Linked DNA regions of Homo sapiens: all the other regions are linked to region 2. The links are chromatin loops, found by intact Hi-C in ENCODE. Cell type or tissue: mammary epithelial cell. All regions are shown on one strand. Each heading gives the region's core, and the rest is flanking DNA. Links, peaks and the distances in the headings are about the cores only.

Region 1 (5,422 bases), core at 294-5,293, 820 kb before region 2:
CGAGGGCTGCTGTTCCCGTGCCAAGACCTGGGACCGTTACCCCTGTTGCCGCAGACAGTCCACCGCCCATGGGGCTCACCAGGTCACCTGCCAAGACACATCCACTGTCAGAGCCTGCTGGATCCCACCCACGAGTAAGAGCCCTCCCAGGAGGGCAGCATGGCCGTCCAGCAGGACTGCTCTGCATCCCGGAGTGGACCTGGCCAGGGACGCAGGCGGGCGCCAGCGTTCAGGAGTGTTTCCTGGGCCCATGTTTGCAGCCTCCCCGGGGCTCTCTGAAGGCAAATCACGCCTCTCCACTGGATAAATGAGGAAACTGAAGTTGAGGGTGAGGGATCCACCCGGGGGGCTACAAAACCCGGGCTTGAATGCAGGGCTTGGTTCTCATAGGCCTCAGATTAATCCATCAGGACTCTGGGAAAATGGGACAATTTCCCCCAGATTTGTGCTCAATGTGGGACTTGGTGCTGGATGCTGTCATCGACTTGCAGGACATTAGGCGAATGAGAAAAACAGAAGACAAGGTGTGGGATGTTAGGAAGCAGGACAGCACACGCAGTGTCTAAGGAATATTCTCCCCAGGGAACTGGTCTCGGCTGCTCCTTCCAGCTAGAAAGCCCTCAGCAGGGGCTGGCAAGCCAGTGGCTGGGCGCCTCTGCCACGCCTGTGTCCGGGCCGACATTGCTAATCAGTCACTGCATTTTAGGTCCCTACGTGGCCTCCTCCTGCTGCTCAATTCAGCATCCCAGGTATCCCCGACCCACTCATCAGAACTGGTCCACAGAAAAGACTGGGGGCCGATACAGCAGGACTAGAGCTCAGCGGCCCCCATCGGGCCTCTCTGCAGCTTCTCTGGGCTTCCACACTGTCTCGGGCTCCAGGCCACACCCTCTCGGGCTCCAGGCCACTGGGGAAGGAATCCCTCGACCCCGGGCTGCATCCTGACTTCTGTGGGCCCAAGGAACTTGGCCTTCATGGACCCCTGCACCCCTCCACTTAACAATCTATCAAAAATTACATTTTATAATGGCATTTAGATAGAGATGAGTGTAATCCAAGCTAGATTCATTGTTTTATGTATATTTACTATCCTTCTATTAATTTCTTTCTTCTGATTTTAAAATAAATTGAAATGAAAACATTTCTGTAGGCCCCTAACATTACCATAGGTCCTCAGCCCTGTGCCTATGGAGAATTGGGCTTTGCCCCACCCCCAGATTCTCGGGCAGGGGGTCTTCCCAGAGTCGGCAGGGGGGTCGACACGTACCCTCACAGGCCCGGCCTGCGCGGGAGGGGGTGGCGTCCCTGGTGGTACGGCACTGGCAGGTGTAGGAGCCCTCCAGGTTGATGCACCAGGCAGCCGGTGAGCAGTCGTGTTCCGCGCTGTCCACACACTCGTCCCAGTCTGCCAGGGGGAGACACAATCAAAACCCATGAGAAAACAGCCAAAGAGTGATCAGAAGACAGACCCATGCTGGAAGGAGTCCTTCCTAGCCGTCTTTGCAGTGAACGGCCGGGAGCAGGGGCATTTTGGGGCATCCGTCCAACACTCTCATGACAACCTTACGGCCTGCCTGTGCCCACCTTCACATTGGTTGGCTTATTTGGGGGCAAAGATTAGGAAATGTTCATTCCTTAAATATTAGCACCCATGGGTGTGCATGTAGCCCTCTCTTCTTTATTCTGTTTCCACACCCAAAACTTGAAATGTTTTCTCCTCTCTCTTTGATGTGCCAACATTCTCCAATACTTAGTGTCTCAACCAAGAAATAGGAAAGTAACTGAGCCAGGGGTGGGGACACAGCTGAGTATAACGTGAACTTTCCGCATGGGGGGTGGGGGTCCAGCGGAGTATAACACCAGCTTTCCACGCCGGGGGTGGGGGTCCAGCGGAGTATAACACCAGCTTTCCACGCCGGGGGTGGGGGCCAGTGGAGTATAACATGAGCTTTCCACACCGGGGGTGGGGGTCCAGCTGAGCATAACACCAGCTTTACATGCCAGGAGTGGGGGTCAGCCTGAGTATAACATGGACTTCTCTCGTGGGGGGGGTGGGGGTCAGCCTGAGTACAACATGAACTTCCCACGCCGGGGGTGGGGTCCAGCGGAGTACAACATGAACTTCCCGCGCCATATTCTAGAGCACCCGGGTGTCTCCACAGGTATGTCCCTCCTCCTGTGCCCAAAGACTTGTGATGTCATGTCACCGGGGGGCCCGCCTGAGGGGAATGAAGGTGAGGACAAGGACAATGTAGCTCCCATGGGGTGGCTGAGCCGAGGTCGTCAGGGCCAGGCCCTGCTGGAGGTGACAGTGCCTTCTGCGCGTGCTTCTGTAGAGCTGCGGGTGGAGGTGCTCGGGAACGAACCCACACCCGGCATGCCAGAGAAGTTCCAATTCAGGTGGAATTTAAGCCACGATGCAGGACCAGTTCAGTTCTGGGCAAAGAAAACCCTGCTGCTGAGTGCTCTGAGGCTCGTTTTGTGGGTTTTTTTCTGTTGTGCTTCCTGCGGTCTCCACAGAAGCAGCTTCCCTGGAGAACAGCAAGCTCGTCAGCTGCCACAACAGCTATGCCACCACCCTAGCATGGCCTGGGGGCTGCCTTGCCATCAGAACACTGCTGGTGCCAACCCACACCTCTTCCTGGGGTGCTACTCAACCTCCAGCCTACAGGTAACTCTCCTGGGGGTGCTCCGGGTTGGGGTTGGAGCCTAGGCTGGCTGGGCTGCAGTCCACGGAGGACAGCAGAGGCACCAGGCAAGACGCTGGCTCAAACCACCAAGCACCTGATGTCTATTTTGGGGCGTGGTGATTCACCTAATCTTCACTCCTCCGTCCCCCCAGACAGCTCCCAAGCGAGCTCAGAGGAAGGCGCTGACAGCTGTATTTAGTCTTGCATTAAGCCTTGAGGCTTGCCGGCCCTCCAGTTCAGAGGAAGAGGCAGGTGTGGGAGCAGGAAGAGCTGCCAGTGAGCCTCTGCACCCTCCCGGGCTGGCCAGGCGAGGGCGCAGAGCCAGCGAGAGCCCAGGGCAGGACGCTGCACACTGCTCCCACTGGCCCCGCAGCTGGGACAAGGGCTGAGCCCTCTCCTGGAGCAATGGGGGCAGCTGCTTCAGAGACTCCCAGCCCAGGTGCCCCTCCTGAGCTGGCCCCACCCAGAACAACAAGCTGGAGAGGGTCCAGGAGCAGGTACAGACCCCAGATCTCCTGGGCCACCCTGTCCCAGCAAGGTGCAGGCTCCTCAGTTGGACCATGAGCTGTCTTTCAGGGCCCAGGGCGTCCTCCAGAAGTGATGCCCCTCGGACTCTCCTGGGGGCGTGTGTCAGATTCACACTGGGAGAAAGAGGGCACAGAGCACCTCATCCTAATGCCACCGCAAATGGACGCTGGACAAATAGCGGTACCCGTGAACCTAAGGAAAGGAAGCAGCCTGCAGTAGGTTAGCCTGGCCAGCAGGTGAGGGGGATGGTGACAGCCCTAGGCCAGGATCCTCACTCACGGCCCTTCTCTCACTCTGCAGAGGGGATGGAAAGGGCTCGCGCAGTGGCGAGGCGGGTGGGAGCAGGCAGCAAACTGGAAGCTTTGGGGAGCTCAGCTCCACCTACTCTGGCCCCAGGAAAAGCGGCGTTGATTCCAGAGCCCCAGAAGACCCACAAGGCCTCTTACGCAGAAGGATGCCGGTGGGAGTCCTGCTCCTCTGGCTAAGGTCGGTGCAGAGGGTTCACAGCGGTGCCTCATAGAAGCCCAGTGATGACCCTCACTCTAGAACAAATGCACACTGTATGAGAATCTCTCCTGAGAGCAGATGTTGGGAAAGAGAAGGAATAGGGGCCGTGCTGTTAGGAGCAAGAGATTGAATGGAAATGATGTGAGGGGTTCAAAAAGGAGCCCCGTGAGGCGGAAGGACCAGTGGGAACCCAGGGGTTGCTAGGAGACCTTCCTAGATGAGCTCTCATCCAAGATATGAAAGTTAATCCTGGAAGAGTTAGCCCTGAACGCTGGAGGGGCCATCAGAAATGCACTGTCGCCATGCACAGGCACTGGGCTAAACCCACACAGGCATTGTGCCTTAATTTACTCCATCGCCATAGGAGGTGGGATGTTGCTGTAATCTCATTCCACAGATGAGTATACTGAGGCCCAGGGAGAGGAAGTCATTTGTGCAGCATCCCACAGTGAGTGAGTGTCAGAGCTGGGATTCCAACCCGTTCCGCCTCACTCTAACCTCTTCCTATGGGGCAAAGTGAGCAGGAGGTTTGGCCGCCGCTGTGAGGGTGCAACTCATAGGCGCGGGGGGCGGCTCAGCCTCCAGGCCTCCCAGCACATGGTACGTACCTCCTGGGGAAAGACCGAACACATGGCCACCTACACAGCCCACCGTGACTGGCGCAGGAAACCCCAGGCCCCGGGATGGACGGCCTAAGGGTAAAGATAAGGTCACGACAACCTGACCCCTCCACGGGCGAACAGCGCCTCATCTATCGGGGTTGGGACATGTGGACGCACCGGCAGGGAGTGCTCCTGAATGACTGAGGAATGCTCTAGTTGTGCCAACAACATTATTTCTAGGTGGACCACAGCGCAAATACCTTTTCTTCTTCAGAGGAGCTCTTTTTGTGTTTTCGTTTCTTGTTTTTTTTGCCGAGTAATATCAAATGTCTTCTTCTACAGATCCTCGCCGTGAAGGTGGGGCTCTCAGCGGGGGTGGATGTCCCCCTGTAAGCTGGGCTCAGGCCTCGTGCTGCCTCCCCAGGCAGGGGCGGTGCCCCATGGTTGCTCCCCCGACTCTGGCGTCCGAAGACACCAGTAGTCATGGAGTCAAAAGAGTGCAGAGGCAGGGCCGCCTCCCCGGCCATGCACGGCCTGAGGCGTCACCATCACTGGCCACACAGCTGACCCCCCAGCTCAGGAGACCTGCCCGCACCAGCACCTCAGCTCTGAAATGTGGAGGAAGCAGGCCACAGCCTGCCCGGGACCCTGCCGGGCAAGAGCCTGCAGAAGGAGCTTAATAACTTCTGCAGGACCACTGAACAGCGTGGGGAGTGGGGTGCTGCGAATGCTTACAATGGATTCATCCAGTCCTAGAGGTGCAAGACACGGGTCTCCTGTGGCTGCCATCACAAACACACCAGCTGGGGGGCCTGAAACAGCACAGATGTATTCCCGCCGTTCCGGAGGCGAAGTCCAAACTCCAGGTGTCAGCAGGGCCGCCCTCCCTCTGGGGCTCTAGGAAAGGGGCTTTCCCAGGCCTCTTCCAGTGTCTTATCTTGTGGCTCCAGGAGTCCTTTGGCTTGTGGCTGCATCACTCCAATCTTGGCCTCTGTGTCTGTGTCTCCTCCTCTTGTCTCGTATAAGAACACTTGTCACTGAACTTCAGGCCAACCCAAATCCAACGGCAGGAGGACCTCATCTTGACATCCTTAA
Region 2 (5,422 bases), core at 194-5,193:
ATAAGCTTCTTGAAACTATTTAATGTTTAATAATGACTAACTGTATGCATTAGTTAGGGTTCTCCAGAGAAACAGAAACAGAACATATATAAGATGAAACAGAATATCTATCTATCATTTATTTATCTATCTATCTATCTATCTATCTATCTATATCATTCTCTAGAGAGATTGACTAAAAAGAATTGGCTTACATGATTATGGAGGCTAAGAAATCCAAAGATCTGCAGTTTGTAAGCTGGAGACCCAGGAGAACAAATGGTGTAAGTTACAGTCCAAAAGCTGGCAGGCTACAGACCCAAGAAGAGCTGGAGTTTCAGTCTGAGTCTGAAGGTAGAAGGCTCATGTCCCAGGTGAAAGCAATCAAGCAGGAGGAGTTTGGGCTTGTAAAATGATCAGGTGTTTTAAATTCTATTTAGGCTTTCAAGTGATTGGATGAGGCCCACCTGCCTTAAGGCAATCTTCTTTACTCATTCTACCAGTTTAAATGTTAATCTCATCCAAAAATACCCTCACAGACACACTGCTATGAGCTGAATTGTGTGCCCCCAAAAATCCTAGCCCTCACCCCAATGTCACTGCATAAGAGATAGGGCATTTAGGAAGTAATTAAGGTTAAATGAGGTCATAAGGATGAGATCCTAATCCAATATGATTGGCAACCCTATGAGAAAAGAAAGAGCAACAGAGAGATCTCCATGTTCACACACCAAGGAAAGGCTATGTGGGGACACAGGAAGAAGGCAGCTGCCTGCAAGCCTGGAAGAGATCCCTCACCAGGAGCCTACTGAATCTTGATGTTGGACTTTCCAGCCTCAAGGACATTAGAGAAAATAAAATTCTGTTTTTTTAAGCCACCCAGCCTATAGCATTTGTTATGGTGGCCTGAGTTAATATACACATCTAGAATAATAATTGACCAAATATCCTGGCACCCTATGCCTCATTCAAGTTGACACATAAAATAAACCATTACAACGTATTACTTGAATACAAAATAAAATTAATTTAAACATCCTTAAGCCATCTCCTTTATGTATGAGTCCTAATTTGAGGGTAATAGATTAGTGTGAATTTCATGTACTTACTACACTCTTAAATTCTATACTCTCACATCCATATATGATATTTCCCTTTAAAAATCAATGAAATATTGGCATATTCAGCAAATTGCTTTTTTTGCTCTATACCCTATCCCATTTTGTCCATATTTCTATCTCTTTAGGAGAGATTTCTAAAGAAAGTATTGATGTAAAGATGACTTGGCTATTTTTTAGGGCTCTTTGAAATGATTGTTTTGATTTACACTTTCCATCAGCAAAGCAGAAGATGGGTGACCTCTTGGACATCTATTAATAATTAAAAGCTTTGTTCATTCTATCTGTAATTACTTACATATTATGCATACATTAATAAGATTGAACACTTCTCAGTTTCTCGGCCATTTGTATTCCCACTTTGGCCAGCTGTTGGTTGACAGCCCTTGCATGTTTTTCTACTGGACTCTAACACTCTTCTATTCTTGGTGTTTGAAGGGTATCTGGGATTTGTTTTAATGAGGTGTAATAAGGCACACAGACACACAAAAGACTGTCATAAAGAAAGAAGCTCTTTGTATTCATAGATGCCTAAAAACAGAAGGCACAGCTGCCACTGAGGGCCACGCAGCAAAGCACAGGGGTAGTCAGGAGGCCGAAGGATGGGGCAAGACGGAACAGGAGGCTTTACTGTGGTTTCTGTAGGAAAGAAGGGAAGAGGCAGGGTAAGCAGGCTTAGCTTTGGCTAGTTAGAATAATTTCAGTGGCTTTGGGCAGGGAAATTGTGCCTAGTTGTCTGGTACCTGGCTCTGGGGTGATGAGGGCAGGTGGATATGGCCTGAGTGTGAGAGCTCCAGAGAGGAGGTGGATGGGTGTGCGCTCTGGATCGGGGGTTTCCATCTAAAAGGCAGGCTGCCAGGGGAGTCGTTGACTTTCTCTTAGAATTAGCCAACCCTGAGAGAGGCAGTCCTTTCAGGGTCAACAGGGCTCCAGCTATCACAGCATCAAATACAGAAAATAATACACTTGGCTTATTTCGTACAATCTGTGTATGCTGAAGACAGTAGGTCTTTTTGTTTTTACATTTTTTACTGAGATGACTCTTAAGCCTTTGGCCTGTGGCATCTCATCCTGTGGGGTGAGATTCTCCCCTCCCTGGACCTCCTGATTTCCCTGAGCCTGTCCTTGGGAGCAGCTCCGTCTTCAGACCTTGGGTTTTAAAATGTTTTTAGTACCACGTGCACCTCGTTGTGGGTTGTTCTGAGAATGAAATGGCAGGATGCGTGGCCAGAATTTGCTGTTCGATAAATGTCAGCTTCTGCCCTTATATTTGTTACAAATATTTTCCCCAATATTTTTTCCTCGTAGCATTTTGATTTTAGCATATGTAATTTTAAATCTTTAACCTTAAAAAGGCAATGGCATAATGATTGAGCTTGTGCCTGGTAACCAGACACACTGGTGTTTTGAATCTGGCTGTCATTTCCAGAAGAACCTGGAGACTTTATAGCACCTCTGTGCCTCAGTTTCCTTCCCAGTGATGGCCAAGCAGACACGTCCAGAAGGAACTTGGAGATACAAGTCTAAAAACCCAGGTAGAGGCCAGGGCTGGAAATGTGTATTTGGCGGTTGCCTCTAAGATTGAGTACCCCTCTAGCTGGCCTATTTTTCAGATTCTATAAAGCACAGAATGAAAAAGCTCTGGGATGTAGTCTACTTACATACCCATACTTGATAAAAAGCTGCTTTGTGAAAGCTACACGGAATGGGGAAAGAGGCACAAACGTTATGTATACCACAACGCTTTACAACACCACCACCTAGTGACAGACTCGTGAAAATCCCATCCGTTATGTCCCCTCCAGCTTAGGGATGGCGAAATAGGATAAATCATCTCCTTCTTACTAGAAAGCAGATACTCTACTCTGTTTCTCCAGTAACTATCACTTTACCTCCTAATGGTTGGAGATTCCTTCTTTTCTCCTCATTTGGATATTGTCAGACAAAAAGTGTCTAGTCATTGAAAGCAGCGTATATTTAAAGGATTGGCATAGCAGCTAGATCATGGCTCATGGATGATCTTCATTTCATTCACTAAGAGCTTCTGCTGTGCCCATATTGGTGCACACCCTTCTCTAGAGACTGACCACTAGACTGGATTCTTCTGGCACAAGTGATGCATTAGGCTCTGAGAGTGTGGTTCAGGATGGCGGATGGACCAGAGTGTAGTGCAGAGAAAGAGCTGGGCTGTTGGAGGGGAACAGAGCTGGGTTCCTCTCCACTTTTTAGCTGTGTTTTTCTGGGCAGGTGACTCAGAGATGGTTTCTCGTCTGTGAAATGGTAGAATGCCATCTCCCTGCAGGGTGATCATGGGAGTGACCGCACAGGCATTGCCAACCTGGTCACCCTCAGTCCCCAGGACCAAGCTAAGCCATCTGTCCCATCCTTAAGACCGCTGAAATGTGCTTACTGAGTTTCTTCTCTGCAGGTGTTTTCTTTCCACCTGTAGGGTTTCCAGACTCTAAAGCACTTTACCCTCCCCACCTTCAGCATGTTTTGCATCTTAATGATTGAGCCTGAACCCTCCCTTCCACTCCATTTTATCCTTGACATTTTCCAGGAACCCACAATGAAGGAGTGGACGTAATGGACCGCCAGACATGTGACCCAAGAGAAGTATTTACAAAACATTCCAAAAGCAACAGGTTGGGAGTATTATTTATTCAAATAAACAAAAATGTTTTATTTCCCTTTCAATGGTATATATCTTAAATTGCTGGAACATACAAGTATAAAAATAAGATTATTTTAGAAAACTCCAGTTTTGAAGGGCACGACAATAGTTCAGACATTTGTCAGTAGCTATGAAGCCACTTTTAACATGGAATGAATATCCCTTTACTCCAACTCTTGGTCTTATTACATTTTTAAATCAAATCAGCGTGCTGGAAATAGAGAAAAATTCCCAAAGGGAAATATAAAATAATTTTAAGCATTTTCAGAAATACAAGTTACACTTAAGAAACTTGTATTAAAGGATGTTAATCTGAGATAAACAGAAAACAAACGTTTTGCAAAGCACTACTTTTTGCATCTGTTTGAGGATACACAGTTTGCAGCTCTCCTGCCAGAAGCAAAATACTGACTCTAGCACAGCAGAAAAGGCATCAACTTTAAGAAAAAAATGAGTGGTCGCTTTCAATGACTGAACATAACATATTAAACTTTAAGAATTTTTAACAATGCAAATTAACAGCAATAGTAGAAAATACATCATTTTAGATTACAAAAATTCAGCTTTTATTAGCACATGACAAATCTCATTCATTCGCTGCCCTCTCATATGTGCTGAGTAACTGCTACACAGAATTTCAAACCTCACTGATATAAATGTGAGAGATGACATCTACAATGAGAAAAATGAGGGAAAAAAATCTCGTTTTATACCACTAGCAACAAAGAACACAAAATTGTATTAAATTTGTTAAGAAATGTTATTTTGTGCAATTTTCATGATAGATTAATTAGCTTTGTTCACTTTTTTTCCTCCATCTTAAAAAGAGATAATCTTTTAATGTTTTCTTAACATTTCATTCAGGAACACTAATCTTAGAAATGCGAGGCTTGTGTAAAATTTTACTTTAATAGGCACAATGTAGCAAGCGAAACCATACTCATATCAGGGAACTTGCAATGACCTCCACATATAGCACTCAACAGAAAAACATATGTCCTGACCTTTGGAGACACTTCCCTGCTTATGATATTCTTATCTGTCTGTGCCTTGTGAATAAAAATGCATTTTTATTCCAACCCAAATGAAGAAAATCCTATGGAAAAACATCAATGTCAAAGGCTAGGTTGCCAAGGACACCCAAGGTTTCTAGCCTTTTATTGATACCACGAAAGTGACAGCTGTGCCCAACTTACTGAAGTCTATATTATAAATCTGTCATTTCTAATTATAAATCTACATTGGAAAAAATATTTTACTCAGATGGCTATGTGTGAGGCACACGTGTGTTCTACACAGTTTGGACTTTATCTGGTTGGTCTTACACAAACAATTATCCATCTGTAAAGGGAACTGCTCACTTCTCAGGGCTGCCCTGATTCCCAGAGGAGAGACAGATATTTTACCATCACAGCGTTCCCCAAGATGCTGGCAGAGACACCAGGATGGCTGCTCTCACAATAGTGTCCAAGAAGTACCCGAGGCTCAACGGGGCACCCAAGCATCAGGGACCAGGTACCCGCACGTCGCTCTTGCCGTGGCTGGATTCAAATTTATCAGGAAGCTTTGTGATGTCTCTTGGCCCAGTCACTACCCACGGTGTGCTTTTTAAGCACACAAGTGTGATGTAAAAGTTACACAGTACAATTTA
Region 3 (5,422 bases), core at 146-5,145, 500 kb before region 2:
TCTTTTATGATTTTTTATTTTTTTGAGACAAGGTTTCACTTTGTTGCCCAGGCTGGAGTGCAGTGTTGTGATCATGGCTGACTGCAGCCTCAAACTCCTGGGCTCGAGCAATCCTCCCACCTCAGCCTCCAAAATATCCAGGATCACAAGTGCATGCCACCATGTTCGCTAATTTTGTTTATTTTGGGGGGAGACGGGGTCTCACTCTGTTGCCCAGGTTAGTCTTGAACTCCTGGGCTTGAGTGATCCTCCCACTTTCCAGAGTGCTGGGATTACAGGCATGAGGCACTGTGTCTGGCCAATATTTTTCTTTTAAATTACAGCTTCTTAACTTTTATTTTCTCATGCCAAAAATCTCAGTTCTTTACCATAGAGCTAATGATAGAGTTTCTATATCACATTTCCTTTATGCTTCAACACACACAGGGCAGTCTCAGGATAACATCAACACTCAGCCAATAGTGTGATTGTGGGAAAGGGGTTAAGATGCCTCCCTCCCTCCTTCCCTCCCTCCCTCCCTCCCTCCCTTCCTTCCTTCCTTCCTTCCTTCCTTCCTTTCCTCCCTCTCCTCCCTCCCCTCCTTCCTTCCTTTCTTTCTTTCCTCCTCTCCTCTCTCTTTCTTTCTCCCTCCCTCTCTTGCTTTCTTTCTCTTTCTCTCTCTTTCTCTCTCTCCCTCCCTCCCTCCTTTCTTTCTTTCTTCCTTTCCTTCCTTTCTTCCTTTCCTTTCTTTCTCTGTTCTTTTTGCCCTTAGTGCATTTTCCACTAGTAGTTACTTTTAAATTCCTACGTTTTAAAGTCAATTGGAATAGCTCCCCTCTGGTTAGTCAGGCTACCAAATGGATACACATTTGGTTCATTTGTCTTATTTTATTTTTGGTATTTAGACATTGCTTTTTAAAGTTAATTGTGTTTTATAAGGATGTAAAATATTTGCATGGTTTCATAGTCAAATCTAGAAAACAGGGCATGTGCAACAAGGACTTGTGTCTTCCCCCAGAGACTTCCAGCCCCCTCCCTGTGGACTGTGCTCACACTGTTTATTTTTAGAATGGAAGCAGATAGGGAGAGATAGATTGATTGATGGTAGATAGATGATAGAGAACAGGTAGGCAAGTAGTTAGGTAGTACATAGATGATGAATGGTAGAAACATAGATAGATAATAGATGGATGGGAATAAAGATAGTAAATAGATAGACAGAGGGATGGGTCCCTATTTCCTGCCTGTACTGGAAAAATGGAAGATTTCCTCCACCTTGCTCTGTTCAGAGTGGTCTGTGCAATCACTCCAGAGGCACGTGTAGACACAGTCCTCCTCCCATTTTCACAATTGCACGGCAGTCTTTCCTATGGATGAGTGATAATAATTCAACCATCGCCCATCCATGGGGATTTGGGGTGCTTCACATCTTTTGCTTTTACAGACTATATAATACATTAAGAGAAGTGGGTCTCATTATGTAAATGCCTGCGCCTTGCTTTTTTTATTGAATATAATTTGATTTTATTATATTTGTTTTCACTTTTTAAATGGCTGTGTATATGATGTATATGATAAGATCTCAATTGAAATAATATTTGGATTTGTTATCACTGTGTTTTCCTTCCCCTGCTGTTTGAAAAAGGCAGCCCTTTTCATGCTTCCTTGTCTGAGAGAACTCAAGCAGCACAGCAGCAGGTGCAGAGGCTCTCCCTGGAAGCCTAGGCTTACTGCAGCCAAGCTGTTAGGAGCGAGTGCTACTATCACCGGTCGAGGGTCATAACTGCAACTTGTCCAGGTTCTTGGCATTTTGAACAAAGAATTGGACAAAACGCCCAACAAAGCAAAGAAAGAATGAAGCAGCAAAAGAACGAAAGCAGGAATTTATTGAAAACCAAAGTACACTCCACAGTATGGGAGCGGACCCGAGCAGCGGCTCAAGGGCCTGGATACAGGATCTTCTTGGGTCCAAATATCCCCTAGAAGTTTCCAATTGGCCACATCATGCTCACCTCATGTAAATGAAGGTGCCAAAAGCAACCAGTCAGAGGCTAGGGTGAAGTTACAAAGTTATACTTCTATGCAAACGAAGGCTGAGCCCGCAATCAGTCTGATTCGTTGTGGACAGCAACCGTTCAGAGACTGGAGCGAAGGTACAGAGGTGCAAACGAAGACTCCACCCACAATCAGTCTGATTGGTTGCGGACAGCCAATTTCCCATTTGCCTCGAGGAAAAGGTGGGGGGGTTTAGAAAGGGAATAGCCTCTGGTCCTTTTGTTACTTAGGAGTGGAAAGTTAGGGTTTTCCTTTCAATTTAGTTGTAGGAAGTCTGAGTGAAACAGCCTTTGGTCCCCTGCCTCCAGCCCCTATTCTCCTGCCTCAGTACCTGGAGAAATGCACGTGGGGGGCGCTGTCCCTTTAGCACTGGAAACCACTAATATGCATGGGCGGGGGGCGGGGGGATGTGGATAAACCAAATGCTCTGCGTTTTACATGAAGGGGTGTTACGTAGCAGGTACAGGAAATATCTCACAGCTATATTGTATCGTCATGGATACTTCCCCAAAGCAAAATTTAGTTAAAAACAAAAAAGTAAACAATACGACACATTATTAATGGTTGTTAGTTGTGGATGACAGGAATGTATTTCTCAATATTATACAACAGTCACACAACAATCAGAAGATTAAGGAATGCTGGCTTTTTAAAAATCCCTAAAATTAAAAAATGAAGCAAAAACCAAACCAAGCCAACCCCCCACCAAAAAAAAAAAAAAACAAAATAACAACAACAAAACACACAAAAAAACCCAAAAACAAAACAAAAACAAGTAAAATCCCTAAAATTTTCTTAGAAAAAAACAAAGATAAAATTGATTGGAAAGAAGAGCCTACGTGTGGGTGAAGGATAAGCTGATAAGCTGACTCGTGCACGCCTTGTGTTTCTGAAGAAAATCACAGAATAAATGGAAGAGGAATGTTTCAGAAATGTTTAACAACTCCTATTTCCCGAGTCCCCGGAGGGCCTGCCTGGAGCCAGGCGGGCGGCCCAGAGTGTGTGTTGAGGGAATGAATGACCGCCGGTTGGGAGCTGGGACGTCCTGATTCCCAAGCAGCGGTGGCCGCAGTTCCCAACGCCGCCCACAGATGGCAGGAGGCGCCTCATGGAAAGTCTCCTTGGAGAATTTGGCAAAGCTGAGCCCGCTGTGCGTCTAAGCAGACTCCAAGGAGCGTCCTTGGCCAGACCGAGGGCTCCACGAGGAAGGTCTTGGCTGGCGATGTCGGTTCTGGAGCGAGATAACAGAGGCCCCGCTGGCCCCCTGGGGGCAAGCCGGACACCCCCAACCCTGGGCCGGGCGTGCCCCCCGGCGGGGGGCGCAGGCGGCCCGGCCCCTGGGCTACACACCAGGCAGTGGGGCAGGAAGAGCCAGGCCTCGAACCCGCAGGGCAGCCCCACCGCCAGCGCTGAGATCCTTGTCACAGGGCCCGGCCTGGCGTCCGACAGGGAGCGCCTGCGTTCTTGATTCTCTGTGTTTTTTGTCTGGGGACCTGTCCAGACAGGCTGAGTCCCATCCTCGAATGCTCATTTCACTGACCGTGAACGGTAGCGTCAGGCTTCACTGCCCTGGCTTAGAAATGCTTTTTTGTAAATGGAAGAAAATAAAACACAAAACAGTCTGAAAAAAAAAAAAGTGAGCCTACCAGTTCTGCCGACAAAAGGACTAGCCTGGTGCTAGAAAACAGCATTACAATGAAATAGGTAACCTTTAAGATCCTGAATTCATCAGGGTTATACAGAGAAACAGAACCAATAGTGTGTGTGTGTGTGTGTGTGTGTGTGTGTGTGTGTGATGTGTGTGAGAGACTGTGTGTGTGCACATGTGAGTGTGTGAATGAGTGTGTAAGAGTGTCTGTGTGTGTGCAAGTGTGTGATTGTGTGTGAGTGTGTATGTGTGAGCATGAGAGTGCGACTGTGTGTGTGTGTGTCTGTGTAAAACTGGCTCACAGGATGATGATGGCTGACGAGTCCCACAGTCTTTCTGCAGGGTAGTCCATAAGCTGGAGCCCCAGGACAGTCAATGTGTGCTTCTGAGTCCCAAAGCCTGAGGCCAGGAAGAGCCAATTGTTCAGTTCAAGTCTAAAGGCAAGAAAAAGCCAGTATCCCAGCTGGAAGGCCGTTGGGTAGGAGAGATTCTCTCTTACACGAGGATGATCAGCTTTTCCTTCTTTTCAGGCCTCTAGCTGCATGGACGAAACCCATCTGCATTGGGGAGAACGATTTGCTTGACTCTATTGATTTACATGTTAATCTCATCCAAAAGCAGCCTCACAGAAACACCTGGAATAATGTTTGATCAAATACCTCGTGGCTCAGTCAAAGGGACACAAAAATCAACCACCATAGACTCCGACACGAGCTTATAGACCAGCTACAATCAGCAGGCCTGGAATGTACACAAAAGTTCAGTGTCTTTTGCTTTTGGATAAAATAAAGATTCCTGTAACTGTGACAAAGATACGTATCTAGTTGGGTGTATTAGTTTCTAGTGGCTGCCACAGCAAAGTGACACAAACCAGGTGGCTTAAAACCACAGGTGTTTAGTCTCTCACAGCTCTAGAGGCCAGAAGTCAAAAGTTGAGGTCGGTGTCAGCAGGGTCCCACTCCCAGACAACTCCAGGGGAAGCTCCTTCCTGGCCTCTCTCAGCCTCAAGAAGACCCTTGCCCAAAATGTCCAATGCCCCCCCCCCACCCACCCACCCAAGGAGTTGGTGAAATATTCCAGCCATTTTTGCACCCATTAGAGCTGCTCTGTCCCTCTGGGGCTCAAGAATGAGCTTACGGGCTGGGCTGCACCCAGCACTGCCCATTAGCTGTAACTGGCCCCGGACCAGACTCCAGGATAGGTTTGAACCCCAAAGTGTAGGCCCTTCCTATGCCTGGGTTGTCATTTGGAGCTTAGGGGCCAGGCAGGAACCCTCCCCGGCTTCCAGTGCCCCAGGCATCACTTGGCGTGCAGCTGCGTCACTGCAGTCATGTGGCATCTTCCCAGTGTTTCCCACCCACTTCCCTTAGTGCAGGTGTGTGTCTGTGTCCAGACTTCCCCTCTTTACAAGGACACTAGCTCTGTTGCTTTAGGGTCTACCCTAATGACTTCATCTTTATTTATTTATTTATTTATTTGAGATGGAGTCTCGCTCTGTCTCCCAGGCTGGAGTGCAGTGGCACGATCTCGGCTCACTGCAAGCTCCACCTCCAGGGTTCATGCCATTCTCCTGCCTCAGCCTCCTGAGTAGCTGGGACTACAGGTGCCCGCCACCATGCCCGGCTAATTTTTTTTTTTTTGTATTTTTAGTAGAGAAGGGGTTTCACCGTGTTAGCCAGTATGATCTCGATCTCCTGACCTCGTGATCTGCCCGCCTCAGCCTCCCGAAGTGCTGCGATT

What was found. Hi-C counts contacts between places; a loop is a spot of excess contacts. Peaks named below come from ENCODE experiments on the same cell type or tissue, not always from the same donor. Only the 100,000 strongest peaks of a DNase experiment are listed, where the experiment ranks them.
Region 1: a loop joins it to region 2, with 23 times the contacts of the local background. A loop is called at or near these places in 14 of 110 quality-filtered maps.
Region 3: a loop joins it to region 2, with 8 times the contacts of the local background. A loop is called at or near these places in 38 of 110 quality-filtered maps.

What each region holds. Positions count from the first base shown.
Region 1 is chr21:42,105,545-42,110,966 of GRCh38, reverse strand. UMODL1 (uromodulin like 1) reads right to left here. Exons shown (of 23, transcript NM_001004416.3): 10 at 1,268-1,405; 11 at 1-87. UMODL1-AS1 (UMODL1 antisense RNA 1) reads left to right here and starts at 2,433. Exons shown (of 2, transcript NR_027243.1): 1 at 2,433-2,671. RefSeq lists a silencer at 2,894-3,188 and an enhancer at 3,165-3,284. In mammary epithelial cell, for the core only: a CTCF peak has its summit at 2,998 (motif pointing right); a DNase peak (open chromatin) is centred at 2,996.
Region 2 is chr21:41,280,852-41,286,273 of GRCh38, reverse strand. It overlaps BACE2 (beta-secretase 2), which reads right to left. Exons shown (of 9, transcript NM_012105.5): 9 at 3,744-5,422. Among named protein-coding and RNA genes, the nearest start is that of FAM3B, 33 kb to the left of the region's middle. RefSeq lists an enhancer at 5,328-5,422. In mammary epithelial cell, for the core only: a CTCF peak has its summit at 2,857 (motif pointing left); a DNase peak (open chromatin) is centred at 2,853.
Region 3 is chr21:41,776,122-41,781,543 of GRCh38, reverse strand. No RefSeq gene overlaps it. Among named protein-coding and RNA genes, the nearest start is that of RIPK4, 12 kb to the right of the region's middle. In mammary epithelial cell, for the core only: a CTCF peak has its summit at 3,121; DNase peaks (open chromatin) are centred at 3,173 and 3,493; H3K27ac peaks cover 1,027 bases.